2 separate regions of the Homo sapiens genome follow, and region 2 is linked to region 1. Evidence: read pairs that join two places in POLR2A ChIA-PET (ENCODE). Cell type or tissue: GM12878. All regions are shown on one strand. Each heading gives the region's core, and the rest is flanking DNA. Links, peaks and the distances in the headings are about the cores only. Region 1 overlaps LINC02456 (long intergenic non-protein coding RNA 2456). Region 2 overlaps DRAM1 (DNA damage regulated autophagy modulator 1).

The links. ChIA-PET counts read pairs that join two places held together with the same protein. Peaks named below come from ENCODE experiments on the same cell type or tissue, not always from the same donor. Only the 100,000 strongest peaks of a DNase experiment are listed, where the experiment ranks them.
Region 2: POLR2A ChIA-PET joins it to region 1 with 5 read pairs; 1 of 35 experiments calls an interaction of 5 or more read pairs at or near these places.

The regions. Positions count from the first base shown.
Region 1 is chr12:102,639,512-102,642,430 of GRCh38, forward strand. The region is part of intron 11 of LINC02456 (long intergenic non-protein coding RNA 2456); the gene reads left to right. Among named protein-coding and RNA genes, the nearest start is that of IGF1, 160 kb to the left of the region's middle. In GM12878, for the core only: no CTCF peak of the experiment used is centred there; a DNase peak (open chromatin) is centred at 1,418.
Region 2 is chr12:101,890,034-101,892,952 of GRCh38, forward strand. The region is part of intron 1 of DRAM1 (DNA damage regulated autophagy modulator 1); the gene reads left to right. Among named protein-coding and RNA genes, the nearest start is that of DRAM1, 14 kb to the left of the region's middle. In GM12878, for the core only: no CTCF peak of the experiment used is centred there; a DNase peak (open chromatin) is centred at 1,738; H3K4me3 peaks cover 334 bases; H3K27ac peaks cover 759 bases.

The DNA.
Region 1 (2,919 bases), core at 250-2,749:
TGAAAGATCTCTACAGTGAGAATTACAAAACACTGCTGAAAGAAATCAGAGATGACACAAACAAATGGAAAAATATTCAATGTTCATGGATAGGAAGAATCGATATTGTTGAAATGCCCATACTGCCCAGAGAAATTTATAGATTCAATGCTATTCCTATCAAACTACCAGTTACATTCTTCACAGAATTATAAAAAATTATTTTAAAATTCATATGGAACCAAAAAATAGCCCAAATAACTGAAGCAATCCTAAGCAAAAAGATAAAAACTGGAGGCATCACACTACCCAATTTCAAACTATATTACAAGGCTACAGTAACTAAAACAGCATGGTACTGGTACAGAAACAGGCACATAGACCAATGGAACAGGTTGGAGAACCCAGAAATAAAGCGCCACACCTACATAGCCGTCTGATCTTTGAAAAAGTTTCCAATAACAAGCAACAGGGAAAGAATTCTCTATTCAATAGATCATGCTAGGACAACTGACTAGCCATATGCAGAAGATTGAAACTGGATCCCTTCCTTTTACCACATACCAAACTCAACTCAAGATAGATTAAAGACTTAAACATGAAACCTAAAACTATAAAAACCCTATATGAAAACCTAGGAGATACAACTCCAGACATAGACCTTGGCAAAGATTTCATGTCAAAGACTCCAAAAGCAATTGCAACAAAAAGAAAAAGTAACAAGTGGGACCTAATTAAACAAAAGAGCTTCTGCACAGCAAAAGAAACTATCAGCAGATTAAATAGCCTACAGAATGGGAGAAAATAATTGCAAACTATGCATCCAACAAAGGTCTAATATCCAGGTTCTATACGGAACTTTAAAAAATCAACAATCGGCCAGGTGCAGTGGCTTACGCCTGTAATCCCAGCACCTTCGGAGGCTGAGGTGGCTGGATCACCTGAGGTCTGGAGTTTGAGGCCAGCCTGACCAACATGGTGAAACCCCGTCTTTACTAAAAATACAAAAATTAGCTGGGCATGTTGGCACGCACCTGTAGTCCCAGCTACCAGGGAAGCTGAGCCAGGAAAACTACTTGAATACAGGAGGCGGAGGTTGCAGTGAGCCAAGATAGTACCACTGCACCCCAGCCTGGATGACAGAGTAAGCCTCTGTCTCAAAAAAAAAAAAAAAAAAGAAAAAAAAGAAAAAAAAATCAACAAGCAAAAAACGACAGCCCTGTTAAAAAGTGGGCAATGGATATGAACAGACATTTCTCCAAAGAAGACATAGATGTGGCCCATAACATATGAGAAAATGCTCAACATCACTAATCATTAGAGAAATGCAAATCAAAACCACAATGAAATACCATCTCACACCAGTCAGAATGGCTATTATTAGTAAGTCAAAAAATGACAGATGTTGGTGAGGTTACAGAGAAAAGACAACATTTATACACTGCTGATGGGAATGCAAATTAGTTCAGCCACTGCAGAGAGCAGTTTGATGAGTTCTCAAAGAACTGAGGACTACCATTCAACCCAGCAATCCCATTACTGGGTATATACCCAAAGGAATATAAATTGTTCTATCCTAAAGATACATGCATGTGTATGTTCATTGCAGCACTTTCACAATGGTAAAGACATGGAATCAAGCTAGATGTTTATAAATGGTGGACTAGATAAAGAAAATGTGGTACATATATTCCAGGGAATACTACGCAGCCATGAAAAAAATCACGTCCTTTGTAGCAACATTTATACAGCTGAAGGCCATTATCCTAAGTGAATTAACACAGGAGCAGAAAACTAAACACTACATTCTCACTTATAAGTGGGAGCTAAATGTTGAGTATACATGGACAAAAGAGGACACAAGAGGAGGTTCTGGGGTGCTGGTATTGTTCTGTTTCCTGATCTGGGCAGTGATATTTCCATGAGTGCATTCACTTTATAACATGTCATCAAAATGATCTCCTATCATTTGTGTACCTTTCTATATGTGTGTTATGTTTCAGTTAAAAATATACTTAAACTACTGGAATAAAAGCTACTTTTTTCAGGGAAGCTCACATATTATCTTATCAAAACAATTTATAGTTTAAATGAATCTTGGAGATTAGCTATTCCAGGGATCAGCGAACTGCAGCTCTGTTTTTGTACGGAACATGAGCTAAGAATGATTTTATATTTTAAAGGGCTGTAAAAAAAGAAAGAGGAGAAGGAGGAGGAGCATATACTGCAAAAACCATATATCATCTTCAAAACTTAAAATATTTGCTATCTTCCCCTTTAGAGAAAAAAAAATTGCTTAACTCTATGGTCCATCACCCTCTCATTGTACAGGTGATTAAACTGAGGCCAGAAAGACATGTCCAAAATCATCCAGCTGGTTGGGAGTAGAACTAAGACAAGAAGCTAATTTTTTTTTGGCTCACATGGTACTGTTCTTTCCACCAGTTAATGTACTTAATCTGTACCATCAACACAGAGCCCTCACTAGACCTGGGTACCCATCTTCATATTGCCCACAGGCAACTCCTCATTTTTCCGTTTCTACTTGCCACACCAAGCCTACTCTTAATCCTTCACACCTGTCTTAGCACCCACCCTTCTGTGCAGTCAGGATCCAATGAGACAGTTTTAGCTCCTCCTTTATTCTTCATAGCTCATGTTTAATTGATCACCAAGATCTGTCACTATGGTTTGCTGTTTGTCCCCTCCAAACCTCATGTTGAAATCTGATCCCCAGTGTTGGAGGTATTTGGGTCATAGGGCAGATCCCTTATGAATAGATTAATGTCCTCCCTTGGAGGTCAGTGAGTCCTCACTCTATTAGTTCCCAGGAGAGCTGGTTGTTAAAGAGAACCTGGCTTGCCCCAGCCCTTCTTGCTTCCTCTCTCACCATGTAATCTCTGCACATGCCAGCTCACCACAGCATTGCATCATGAGTGG
Region 2 (2,919 bases), core at 274-2,773, 750 kb before region 1:
AGGAAGTGTTCATTTCTAATTTTTTCTTTTTCTTTTTTCTTTTTTGATTTTTATTTATTTTTTGAGATGAAGCCTCACTCTGTCGGCCAGGCTGGAGTGCAGTGGCACGATCTTGGCTCACTGTAACCTCTGCCTCCTGGGTTCAAGCGATTCTCCTGCCTCAGCCACCCGAGTAGCTGGGATTACAGGTATGTGCCACCACGCCTGGCTAATTTTTGTATTTTTTAGTAGAGACAGGGTTTCACCATGTTGCCCAGGCTGCTATCAAACTCCTGACCTCAGGTGATCTGCCTGCCTTGGCCTCCCAAAGTGCTGGGATGACAGGTGAGAACCACCGAGCCCGGCCCTATTTTTTTTGGTCCTTGTAGCCACTGGAGTCCATGTGGGGATGGTTTCTAGAGATTCCCCTCAAATAACTTTCCAAATCAAACCACGTTCATCTCCCTCTTTATCACCATACTGGGCTAAGCACTCTGGACAAACTGCTAAAATAGCTTCCTTACGGTCTCCCTGGTCCACAATTGCCTCTCTACAGTCTTTTCAAAACATCCTTTAAAAACATGTTGTATGTGTGAACAAGAGGGAACTCTGATGGAGAGAGGGCAAAATTGCTTGTGGGTAGTGAGAAAAGAGCAAGGTATTTGTATTTGTCAGTAGGAAATTCTTTTTAAGTTTCAGAATAGTTGATATAGCTGAAGGGTGCCCCCGCCATTCTATTTTTTTTTTTTTTTTTTTGAGTCGGCGTCTTGCTCTGTCACCCAGGCTGGAGTGCAATGGCGTGATCTCAGCTCACTGCAACCTCCACTTCCCGGGTTCAAGCGATTCTCCTGCCTCAGCCTTCCGAGTAGCTGGGACTACAGGCGCCCGCCACCACGCCCAGCTAATTTTTATACTTTTAATAGAGACGGGGTTTCACCATGTTGGCCAGGATGGTCTCGATCTCTTGACCTTGTGATCCGCCCGCCTCGGCCTCCCAAAGTGCTGGGATTACAGGCGTGAGCCACCGCGCCCGGCCTGCCCCCCACATTCTAAAACAGTCATCACCAAGTGAAGCTGCCAGAAAGTTAGCTCTCGTAACTAAAAGTAGCTAATAAAATGTAGTATGACTTTTTATTCCGTACTTATCCCTTTTAAATAATATATTTAAATATTATAAAGATAAAGGAAATGATGTTCTCTTTATACTGGGGAATTATGTTTTTTTTAGATTCTAAGTCCCTATCAATCATCCAAGCAATTAGTGTATGAGTTTGGAACAATCTAATAAATTTCAGGCTGGAGACACACATGATGTTGCATTTTGTTAGCATCTAAGTTCCTCCAATAAACCATAATTCTAGGCTTTGGAATATTTAAATCCTGTGTATCCAGTAACTTAAAGAACAAAGTTTGACCAAGCTTCAGAAAGTCTTCTATTATCCAGCATGTTTTCTTTGTATCGTTTTCATTCCTTTCAGTATCAAGTGATTATTCACTAGCTTAACATCATAAATTAGTTTGAAGTAGGATGTTACACAAACGACTTGGAATTTTCCACAGTCTGCTTAACTTGCAGAAATGTAAATACAGGAAATGTGGACATAAACGGATTTCCTAGGCACAACCTACCCCTAAAATAACTGTGTATACATAACAGCCTCAACAGCTTCTGAACCACAGGCAAATGAACAATTTGCTGGCCTTGTCCTCTTTACAGTTTCCAGAAAGTGCCTTATTAGCAAGGAGGCAAATCAGGTGGTGGGTGGAGCTGGGCAGGGCCCACTGCACTGCAGAAACTGTGTGGTGCAGAATGATGTGGTAGGAGCTGGGTAGAGAGACTACTGCTGCCAGGCTGGGAAGCAACTGGTTTTGCCTCTCACTCATTCTCCAGTGTACTGAATCAGGCACCCAGGCACAGTTAGGCCACCCAAATACTACTACCTCTGCCCTTGCATGATGGAATCATTTAGCTTGAGCTTAAAAAAAATAAATAAATAAAAAGAGGTTACCCACAGGGTCTCTTGGTTACCTCTTAGTGTTTACTTATCTGGATTCCAGTATCACCAGAATATGTGACTTAATATTTACTTATGTATGCTGTCCAAAAAAGCAAAAAACAAACCAACAAAAGTAAAAAATATTTACTTAATATATAAAATCAGACGTGGAAAGACATAAGAACATTTTTCATTGAGAGGTAAGAGCTATTTCATTTTTATTTTATTTTTTATTTTTTTTTTTGAGACAGAGTCTTGCTGTGTCGCCCAGGCTGGTATGCAGTGGTGCGATCTCGGCTCACTGCAACCTCCACCTCCTGGGTTCAAGAGATTCTTATGCCTCAGCCTCCTGAGTAGCTGGGATTACAGGCACCCACCACCATGCCAGGCTAATTTTTTTTTTTTTTTTTTTTTTTGTATTTTTAGTAGAGATAGGGTTTCACCATGTTGGCCAGGCTGGTCTCGAGCCCCTAACCTCAAGTGATCCACCTGCCTCGGCCTCTCAGAGTGCTGGGATTACTACAGGTGTGAGCTAATGTGCGCCCAGCCTTCTTTCATCTTTAAAATGGTAATGGGCAAACACTATTGTTCTTAAAAGTTTTGAAACGTTCACATTTTCATTTGCCTCTTGGAAAGTTTTCATGAACTATTCTTGAGCAAAATTTCAGCTAATGTAAATTGGTACTGCTTTGTCACTTAGTGGAATTTTTTTAAAATTATTTTTATGTATTTTTTATTTCCTCACCTCTTTGAATTCTACACTTAGTGTAAATAAATCACAAATTGATAATTGTTATCTGATAGATTTGGGAATTTGTGACTCAGATTGTATCTAACAAATATTTTGCTGATGAATGAGTAAATTCTATAGCTATCTGTGGAGTTAAAAGAAAAAAACTTTGAAAAGATGGGTGTTTAATCAAACAACTGGTTATGAATTTTT